Regions from separate parts of the Homo sapiens genome. Here region 1 is linked to region 2. Evidence: chromatin contacts called from ENCODE Hi-C data. All regions are on one chromosome and are shown on one strand. Each heading gives the region's core, a stretch centred on a gene start or an enhancer-like site at or near the end of the contact. The rest is flanking DNA. Distances are from core to core; before and after follow the strand shown. Region 1 holds the start of SGMS1-AS1 (SGMS1 antisense RNA 1). Region 2 holds the start of TIMM23B-AGAP6 (TIMM23B-AGAP6 readthrough (NMD candidate)).

Region 1 (5,180 bases), core at 1,123-3,622, 680 kb after region 2:
GGCCCCAGAACATAGAAAATAAACTTCCCTTTCAGAAAGCAGCCTTCACTTGGTTTCGTAAGCGTGTACCGCTGAAGTCTGTACTGTTTGAAGGTGAAAAGAAACATCTGAGAAGCACCTGCCTGGATTCTCTTCGCTCCCTCCGGCCATGACAACCCTTATCCCGATTTCTACTTCGCGGCACCAAAGAGGAAAGCAGCATTCACCAGAACGCTCCAGGCTGAATCCGTTAGCTGGACTAGGGCACTCTATCCGGCCCACGGGAGGACGCCACAAGCCCGAGTTCGGGTTAAGACGGTGGGAGAGGCAGCCGCTGCTGCTGCTGTTTTGCCCTTGACACGTCGCTGGGGGATAGCGCAGACCCCCTCTGTCACGGAAAAGCGGCGTCCTGGAGAGACTGTCCAGTTCTGGGCTGCGCCGATTCCCCTCCAGGCCTTGCCCCTAAACGTCCCCGCCCCGCGGGGGCAGCCCTGCGGGGTCTCAGAGCCGCCCGCGAGCCTGGCGGGCTGTTACGCGGCCTGGAGAGAAGGGGAGCGCTCCTCGGGGAGGGGGGGTCCCACCTGTTTTGTCGTCAGGGGGCATCGAGGGGCTACGGTGGGGGGATCCCGAAATAGTGGGCGCCTGGCCGGCTGCGATCTGGACCGAAGGTACCAACTGTCACACCGCCACCTAGGCTGTGGGGGTGGAGCCGTGATTGGAGTCGGCCCCTGGGTGGGGGTCTCCGGACCCCGGGCGGGCTACTGCCCAAAGGCTCCCCGCCTCCCGATCGCCCCAATCCGACACCAGGCAGCCTTCCAGCCCGCACGCAGTAGCTCTGAAAAGGTGCCCACTGACGCCTCCTCCTTCCTCCCCGCCCCAACTTAGCCGGGGAGCCCCGCCGGCGGCCCGCCCCCTCCGAGCCCGGATCCCGGCCGCCGGACCTCCCCGCTGTGACCACCCACGGGAGCAGCAGCTCTGGAGGACTGCCCGCCAGGTACGCGCGCGGCACCGCGCGGGCTGCGCTCACGCCCCCTCGCCCCAGAGCAGCCCGCCCGCTGCTCCCCGGCATAAGGCCGGGCCCGCGAGACAGGTGTCCGATCGGCCCCCGCAACCGTGAGGCCGGCTGTCTGTCCCTGCCCCACGACTCACTTGCACTGGAGTCACGGCAGCCGCCGGAATTCCGCTCGCGGAGCCCCCGCCGCGGAATGAAATCCGGGGCAGGGCAGCGTCGGGGCTCCGCACCCCAATCGCGCTCTCCGACCGGCTCCCTAGGCGCGAGGGGAGAGCAGTCAGCCCAGGCCGGTCCTTCTCACTCCCGACCTGCCCGCCGCCTGCCGCCCGCAGCCGCTGCCCCGCTGGTGCGAACGCTTTCGACTTGCCACCGCGAGCCTCCCGGGCTGCCGAGCATGCCCAGTCCGCTGCCCGAGCCGGCCCGGCTTCCCGCGCGACGCGACTCCGCTCCTCCGGGTGTTCACTGCGGCCGGGGGGGCGGGCCGGCCGGGCGGGGTCCGCGGGGGGCTCCTCCCGGGACCGAGCGGGACCCCGAACCAAGGGACAGTCGCAGTTTGGGCCCCTTGAATTTTACTTTCAAGTAATGGGAAACTGAGGAGGCGGGCGCTTTCCCCAGCGTTTTTAGGGGCCCACTAAGTAAGGCCTAGCGGGAGCCAGATTTTACAATCTGGGACGGTAAATCCCTTGGGGCAGGGCCGGAGACGGGAGCCGCTAGAGCTGGTCACAAAGCAGGGAACGCAAACTCAGCCTGCTGGAAGCCAGGCACGAGTTTGCGAACTACTACTGGATTCTTTTTCCCACCAAGCCCAAGGGCTGCGACACTTGGGATTAATGCCCAATGGATCATTCCTAGGAAACGGCCGACCTGACTATTCGGCCCATTTTCAAACCTCTAACCATAGACTCTCATCTTTCTCCCACAACAGAAAAAAAAAGCCTCTGGCGACGCCTGGGAGCGCGACGGAGGCGCAAGAGCTCTAACCGCGCGAGGTGAAAACTCCGACTGCGTCAGAGCCGCCCCGCCCCGCCTGGGGCCCACCTTCCGCCGCCCCTCCGAGCTGCGGCGAAAACCCGGAGAGCGGCTAGGCCGGGGTCGGAGCCCGCGCATGCCCAGTAGCCCCACGTGGTGCAAGTCGCCTGAAGGAAGGTTTTCCTCTGCTCCCCGAGCGAAGCCCCAGCGCCCAAGTTAGGATGGACAGCGGGGAGAGCTGGCCTTCCCGCCCCGATGCCCGCCGTCCCTGGCCGGCCCGCGCCGCACCTCGGTGGCCTACAGGCAGCCCGAGGCCGTGCCTCCCGCGGGGTCGGGGACTTGGCGAGCGGGGGAAGGGGCGCGGCTACGGGCCCGGCGTACCACGTGACTGTCCGCGGCGCTCCGGGCAGCCATCTTCCGCCCGGCCATCGGGCCGCGGGCGCTCGGAACCGACCTGGGAGCTGGCGGGACCGTCCTCCCCCGCCACGCCCTCCCATCGGGCTTTGGGCGCCGGACTCTGGCCACCGCTCGGCACCTGCCTCCGCCTCGCCTTGGGGTATAGGAGTCCTGTACCGACCCCTGGCTTGCCCAGAGGACAGGTTCTCGCCCGGGCCAGAAGCAAACTGCGGCGAAATCGAGACAACAGAACTCAGGTGGCGGAGGGTCCCCGCTTTTCCCCAGAGGCGGAAGTTGGCGAGGGAGTCCTCTTCCGTTATCCAGCGAGAGCGCTGCTCTGGCTGCCTCCCGGTTCTAACCTAGTCCCTGCAGAGGAGTGATGTACCGGCAGGGACATTGGACAGAGGCCGTGCTCTTCCCTGCAGCGCATACCCCGCGGCCCCTGCTGGTGGGCCGCTTCGATGGTGCTGAGGTTCATAGTGAATATTTATTGAGCGCCTGCCTCGAGTCCCTTGGGTTTCCTGTTGTCTCGGGACCTGCCGCGTCACTATCACCCTAGAATTTGTTAGAAATGCACGTTTTCGGCCCCACCTAGACCTACAGAACCAGAAACTGCGGGTGGAGTCCTGCAATATGATTAACAAAGCCCTCCGGGTAGTTGTCATGGACGCCTCTATATTTCAGCTAAGCAGTCCATTTTAATAAGCTAGGCAGTGAAAATTTCCATAGTTTTCCCCAAAGCACAGTGAGGAGTCAGGGATTCAAAATGAGGCAATCTGCCCCAATGCAGGCGTTTTATTGCACCCTCCACTCCTGGCTCCTCTGGTTTTTTCGCCCGTAAGACACAGTACTGCTCTTCTCAGGAAGATTAGGAAAGTACATTTGTCACATACGCTTTTCAAGCACGGCTTTAAAATAACAACTGAAATTCAGTTCAACTGCATGTTTTGAGTATCTACTGGGAGCAAGGCTCTGTGAAGTATAGTAGCCCTACTGGTTATGTTTATCAGTTTGCACCTAAAAGGTGAAAGGAAGGCTTGCTTTCTTGTGATGTAAATTTTTTCAAACTAAGGGAGTGCCAGAAAACTGCTGGCTGCTTTCTCTCCCGTGTTGGTTTCTCTCCAGTGCTATCCAGAATATGCTGTAAGCTCTGGACTTCCTGAAACAAAGGTCCAAGTAAGCATCTGGTCTTTGATGTACTTTAAAATGCACCCCACCCCCACATGAAAGATAACTAAATTTTTCAAAATATTAATACTTCTTGAATGTAAATCGTGTGTCTAAGGTACTGGCATAATTTTTTTTTTCAAATTTTCTATATGTTTGAAATGTTTCATAATAAAATCCTTTTAAATTTTTTTCCATGTGTAATTTTAGGATGATATATATATAGCACATGGAAAAAAGCAGGGCATAGAAGTATTTCCACTTTAATTTCAGTTTCATAAAATCAGAGAGAAAAAGTCATAGATATATACACCATACATAAAAAATAAAAGCGTAAATAAATACAGAAAGAAATCTAAAGAGAAATCACCATAGCAGTAAAAGTAAATTCTGTGTGAAGTGGTTATAAGAGACACTAAGAGTTGCCCCTCCTTGAAATTATATTTAGTTATGGTCCTTAAGTCACTATTATTTGTAACCAAAAAAAAAAATTGAATAAAAATAGTTCTCCCTCTTTAGTCCATCCAATCCTAAAGAATTTTTATCAGTGCCCTTTCTTTTTCTTCAGAGTCACTCTGTCACCCAGGCTGGAGTGCAGTGGCACCATCACAGCTCCCTGCAGCCTTGACTTACAGGGCTCCAGTGATCCTCCACCCTCAGCCTCCTGAGTATCTGAGACCACAGGTGCAAGCCACCATGCCCAGGTAATTTTTTATTTTTGGCCGAGGCTGTTTCATCATGTTGCCCAAACTGGCCTTGAACCCCTGAGCTCAAGTAATCCACAGGCCTCCGCTTCCCAAAGTGCTGAGATTACAAGCATGAGCCACTGTGCCTTGCTTACCAGTGTATTTCTTAGGAAAATTTTAATAAACATCATATTGTTGGATTGTAAAATTTTTGGATTCTCAAGTACTCAGAATATCATGAATTACGTTGCTGTCAAGACAACTAGGAAACAAAAGTGAATCACCTCCAAGTCACAATCTGTCATTAGAAATCTTGTTAAAAATAATACTAAGAGCAAATACTGAAGCAAATGCTTCACTTACCAAAACAGCTATTCTGAAGTAGGTGGTTTGGTTCCAAATGAATGACTTTTCTACCTTTAGAAGGTAAACTACCTGATTTAAAATGTGGTTTTATTCAGTGGACCTTTCAGCAGTAGCCATCACTCACCATTGAGAAGGTGGGCTTCTCTCACCACCTTAATCTCTGTAGGTCTCTTTCACCCTCTAGCATACATCTTACTAAGGCATCTAAAGTACTTACTACTTCGTACTCATGGGATCCAATGATGCTCACATAATGTCATCAATAGAGTGGACCAGTGTGATGTTTTGTGGAATGTCAGAACAATCAAGATCACTTCAGACTATTATGGCAGTGAGCAAGAGAACTAATGGAGCCCGTGGCAACACTGGGAAGACATATTGTTGGCCCTGTTGGGTAACAGCAAATCACTTCTGATGGACCTTGCAAATTGGTATGGAGGAAAAGGCATTAGCCAGGTAAATAAGTGCATACCAAATGTCAGATCTGCCCCAGGTGCATACCAATGTGTTAATCTGCCCCAGTAAAGGTACTACTTCTGGGAGAGCAGCTGAAATTGGAGTCCCCATCTGATTACATTTATGACATTCCACAGTCATTCTTCAAG
Region 2 (4,888 bases), core at 1,330-3,829:
TATATTTCTTACTCTGTGTACTGGATAAAATTTATGCTGTGGGTTGCAGTTAGAAAAGTCCAAAAGCCACTTTTCTAAAATATTAACCAAATGGTATTCCCACGCTTAAAAGCTTTTTAGTGGTTTCTCCATTAACCACAGAATAAGGTTGAAATTCCTTAAAATGGAATTTGAGTTTCTTCATAAGCTCCTGTCTGCCACCCAGCCTCATCAGACACTCCTCTGTCATCTTATGCTCCAGTCTTACCAACTTTTGCATGTCTTATTTCCTCTGCATGTATAATTCTTTCTCCTCTTGATTTATACAGCAAATCTTCCTCATCCTTCAAGGCCTAGTGCAAGTCTACTTGGTACTGCCCCTAAGTATGAAGACATCTAAGTGTAGACTCTTCACCAGAGAACTGCCCGAGCTCTGCCCAGCCTCTTACACTGTTAACGAATGCATCCTTTTTGAAATGATCTCCTTTGTCTGACACAACACAAGCCAGGCTTTCCTCCCACCTCTACAGCCGCTTCTCTTCAGTCTACTCTTAAACTTTGGTGTTCCTAAGGCATCTGCCCTAGGTCACCTTTACTTTCTCTACATGTTTATGTTATCTATGCCCATAGCATCCATTATAATGTTTATGCCACGAACTCCCCAATCTACTTCTCCAGCACAGAAATATTTCTTCTCAAGTATCCCATTCTTTCATGAATCCATCCCCTTCCCTATTGCCAGCATCCAGGCCTAAGCTACAATTATTTCCAACCTAGATTAACTCCTTAACTGAGTCTTGATGCTCCACTTGAGTTCCTTTTCAATCCATTCTTTATTTTCCACACACCAGCCACACAGACTTTTCAACAAATAAATAAGTCTAATCAAGTCACTCCCCTACTAAAAACCCTTGAGTAGCTTATCAATGCCCTTAGAGTTCAAAATCCTTAGCAATGTCTACATATCCAATTTGATCTGACTTTTCTGTACCACCCTGCAGCCTCATCTCTCACACTCTCTTGCGTTCACTCTATATATCAATTGCACTCCTGTTTTTGTTTTGTTTTGTTTTGTTTTGTTTGAGGCGGAGTTTCGCTCTTGTTGCCCAGGCTGGAGTGCAATGGTGCCCTCTCGGCTCACTGCAACCTCCGCCTCCCGGATGCCAGCGATTCTCCTGCCTCACCTGCCTCAGCCTCCCGAGTAGCTGGGATTACAGTTGCCCGCCACCACGCTAGGCTAATTTTTTGTATTTTTAGCAGAGACGGGGTTTCACCATATTGGTAAGGCTGGTCTTGAGCTCCTGACCTCAGGTGATCCACCCGCCCCAGCCTCCCAAAGCTCAGGGATTACAGGCAAAACCACCGCGCCCGGCCTCGGTTGCACTCCTGAAACACTTCTTACTTCCTCTTCATCTAACTCCTACTCATTCTACAGTCCTCAGAATAAGCATCTCATCTTCTGGAGGACTATTTTCGATTCCATAAATTCAGTTAGGTAAAACAATCTGTCATTCATCTATCAGAACATCCATTACCTTTTATTATATTAACTTTTGCTATCGTCTATCTCTCCAGATAGATTTTAAGGTATGAAGGCAGAGGCCAAGTTTCTCTCGTTCAACACTGTATACCAGGGACGGGTACAATGCCAGCTTAAACTAATAGCTCTGCACCCTGGGACCCAGAATCTGAACAAGTGAAGTTGTTTTCTTCCTATCTAGAGGCTGAAGCGCCCTACTGTTTTACATACACAATTAGATCTCCTTGACGACTAAGGCAATTTCTCAATCAAACCTGAAGAAGCAAACAGGTGGTGGAGTCTCCTGCCATTTTCCGCCCTGTGAGTGACTGCTCATCAGAGTTTCTCACATCAATCGCACTGGGAAAAATGCGGCCCCATTCACCCACTAGTGGCTTTGGTAGCTCAGCAAGTGGACCTCAAGAGTGACGATGCACACAAGACCAGAAAGGAGTGACTGGAGCCCCTGGGTCCTCAGACTGAGACCAGAAGGTTCGGGCCGAGGCGAAGGACAAAGATTTTTATTTTCCCACGTACCAAGCGAGGTGGCGCTGCCTCTGTGCTGTCCCGCCCGCCCTGGGACGCAGGCTGGCGAGGACGGTGGGACCCTGAACTGCACGTGAGCGTCCTTGGGGTCGAGGACGCGCCTCTGCCTGCTGGGAAAGCTCCGGGCGTCCGAAGCAGCCGGCGAAGTTGTAGCGGCGCCCCAGCGGGGTCGCTTGGTGCAGGGTTCACAGCCGGGGCCCGCATTCATGCTGGGACCAGCAGCGCACTGTCCCCGGGCCGGCCCGGGCGGAGAGCCTCATTCACTAACCCTGAGAGAGATGGACTGCGCCTCCTTCTCAGCGCCTGCCTGCACCATTCCCTCTCTGCCGCTGCCTGCTTCTGCAATTGCTGATCCGCCGGCCTCCCAAGTCAGGCCGTAAACACTCGCCTGCCTTCCCTCTTCCACTGGCACCCCACCTGCCTCAATGCGCCGCTTTGATTCGGGATTCGTTCACTTTCCCACCACCGGAAAGCTGCCGTCAGGCGCTTCCGGCTTCCGGGGCGCACACTGCCGCAAAGCGGAAGTGTGGCGCTTAACGGGAACCGGCGCCCGGAATGTCAGCGTGTGAAGTAGGCGCTGGCAACGCGGGGTTACCCGCTGTTATTGAGGAGTAACGGCCCAGCGGACCACCCAGGCTTGAGGCAGCGGCGGGAACCACTCGGTTTGCTGCGATACCATGGAAGGAGGCGGGGGAAGCGGCGACAAAACCACAGGGGTATTGGCCGGCTTTTTCGGAGCCGGCGAAGCAGGTTACTCGCACGCGGATTTGGCTGGCGTCCCGCGTAAGTATGGGGCCTAGCTTGCGATTATTTCTGACTGGTTCTTGCGTTTACACTAAAGTTGCGCGTCCCATGTTTTATGTTGTTGGTTTTTTTTTCCTTGCTGGCGTTTACAAGCTTAAGTACCAGTGGTGGGGTTAGTGTATCTGCATGGCTGCTCTTTCAAGATAGAAAGGCCTAAAAAAGGGCCACGGATCTCCTGGGGAAGCTGTCCGTGATTGACCTGGACTCGCGAGATGATGCATGTTTTCTTAGGTTTATATCCAAGCCTCGTACGTTTTGTGTGTGGTGGGCCGTGTGATTGACCCTTAAGAGTAGAGCCCAGCTTTGGGAGTAAATGTATTCCAAATAGCAAGCCCGTAGTTAACTTTTTAGTACACAGTGACATATTCTGAGCCTCCAAGTAGCCGTAAGGGCAGAATATTCAGTAATATTGCATGTAAGTGAGAAATAAATATGACTTGGGACAGGCTAGGAAACCTTCTTTAGGAGCTAGGAAGTAAGCTGAACTTTAAAGGTGATATATAGACATGAAGAAAGAAGCCAGGTAAGAATTATAGGAAAGGAAATAGGCAACATCAAGGTATACAGAGGCATAAATATCTTGCCTTTGCCTCTCCTCGGTCTTGTGAATATGTTTTCCAGAACTTTGGTACTTTGTAACTGTGGTTGTTCAACTAGATAAATAGAACTTGGACCTAAAGATAGGCAGTTGGTCGTGGATAAAGCCTTTACGAAAGTACTTTCTTTTTAGAGAATCCTTGTAATATTTCTCTAGGTATTTTATACTAAGGAACAACAACAACGAAATATGTTCAGACTGACTCTAGTGCAAAAAAATATAAAAGACCTTTCATTTCCCTGGTGTCACCTTTGTCAAAAAACTGAATCTACAACACATGGTGTTTTGTTTCGTTTTTTTTTTGTTTGTTTTTAGAGTCAGGACCTCGTTCTGTCACCCATGTTGGGGTGCGGTGGCATGATTATAGTTCACTGAAGCCTGGCACTCCTGAGCTCAAACAATCCTCCCCTCTAAGCCTCCTAAGTAGCTGGGAATCTAGGTACGTACCACCACACCTGGCTAATTTTTAAAATTTTTTTTTTGACTTATTGTGGAGATGGGGTCTCCCTGTGTTGTCCAAGCTGGTCTCAAACTCTCGAACTCAGGCCATCCTCCTGTCTCGGCCTCCCAAAATGCTGGGATTCCTAGGCCTGAGCTACTACTTTACCTGTTTAGAACACAGTTTCATATTAATCTTAGTATTTCTGAGTTTCAGAGCACAAAGGGCATATACACTTCCTTAATGTGACAATATTGTTAAATTAATTTGATTAAGATTTGAAGGTAAATTGGGGGACCAGGGAATGAACACCATTTACTGAGCTTTTACAGTGTGCTAGCTACTTTTCTGGGGGCAGGACTATAGTGGTTTTTGTGGGTTTTTTTTTTTTTTTTTTTTTTTGAAAAGAGGACCCTTGCGCTCACAGAGCTTACATAATACTGAGGTAAACCAACAAACATAAATTAAAACATTGCCTTTAGTGATAAGTGCTGTAAAGGGAATAAAGCAGAGTCATGAGATTGTGATGGAAGCAGGATGCCATTTTAGAGCGGATTAGGGAAAACATCTCAAGGGAGTTGACATTTGAGCTGTGACCCAAATACAGTACAAATGCTTGGGAGGCAAGTATCCAGGAAAATAGCTAGTGCAAATGTCCTGAAACAAAACAAATTTGGCATGTTTAAGGAACAGCTCTTAGGCCAGTCTGTCTTCGTAGTTACAAGGGAGTTGGATCAATTGAAGCTTGTGAAATCAGAGAGGTAGGGAATGACAGCTAATGTAGGATTTTGTAAGTTATGGTAAGGAGTTTCGATTTTCTTAAGAAAAATCACGTAGTTGCTATGTAGACAGTGAATTGAAGGGGTAAGAGAAAGCAAGGAGTTAGGAAATTGTTGCTGTGAGATATGATGGTTGGACTAGGATGGTAGCAATAGAGAAGATAAGTAACACAATTCAAAATGGGTATTAAAAATAGAACAAGCAGGACTCCTAATTGATGAAA

The links. Hi-C counts contacts between places; a loop is a spot of excess contacts on that map. Pooled maps may share reads with other maps.
Region 1: a map of gastrocnemius medialis shows a loop between it and region 2 (8-fold over the local background). The contact joins the promoter of SGMS1-AS1 here to the promoter of TIMM23B-AGAP6 in region 2. A Hi-C loop is called at or near these places in 3 of 168 maps with a recorded cell type or tissue (CD4-positive, alpha-beta memory T cell, gastrocnemius medialis and naive thymus-derived CD4-positive, alpha-beta T cell) and 14 of 50 pooled maps.

What each region holds. Positions count from the first base shown.
Region 1 is chr10:50,622,579-50,627,758 of GRCh38, forward strand. SGMS1-AS1 (SGMS1 antisense RNA 1) reads left to right here and starts at 2,373. Exons shown (of 4, transcript NR_126411.1): 1 at 2,373-2,613; 2 at 4,092-4,227. SGMS1 (sphingomyelin synthase 1) reads right to left here and starts at 1,378. Exons shown (of 11, transcript NM_147156.4): 1 at 1,129-1,378. RefSeq lists enhancers at 136-535, 1,247-1,775 and silencers at 726-1,065, 1,326-1,585, 1,634-1,791, 1,916-2,545.
Region 2 is chr10:49,939,474-49,944,361 of GRCh38, forward strand. TIMM23B-AGAP6 (TIMM23B-AGAP6 readthrough (NMD candidate)) reads left to right here and starts at 2,580. Exons shown (of 17, transcript NR_158661.1): 1 at 2,580-2,827; 2 at 3,762-3,885. PARG (poly(ADP-ribose) glycohydrolase) reads right to left here and starts at 2,554. Exons shown (of 18, transcript NM_003631.5): 1 at 2,036-2,554. The coding sequence starts at 2,252. TIMM23B (translocase of inner mitochondrial membrane 23 homolog B) reads left to right here and starts at 2,580. Exons shown (of 7, transcript NM_001290117.2): 1 at 2,580-2,827. The coding sequence starts at 2,722. RefSeq lists an enhancer at 2,395-2,464.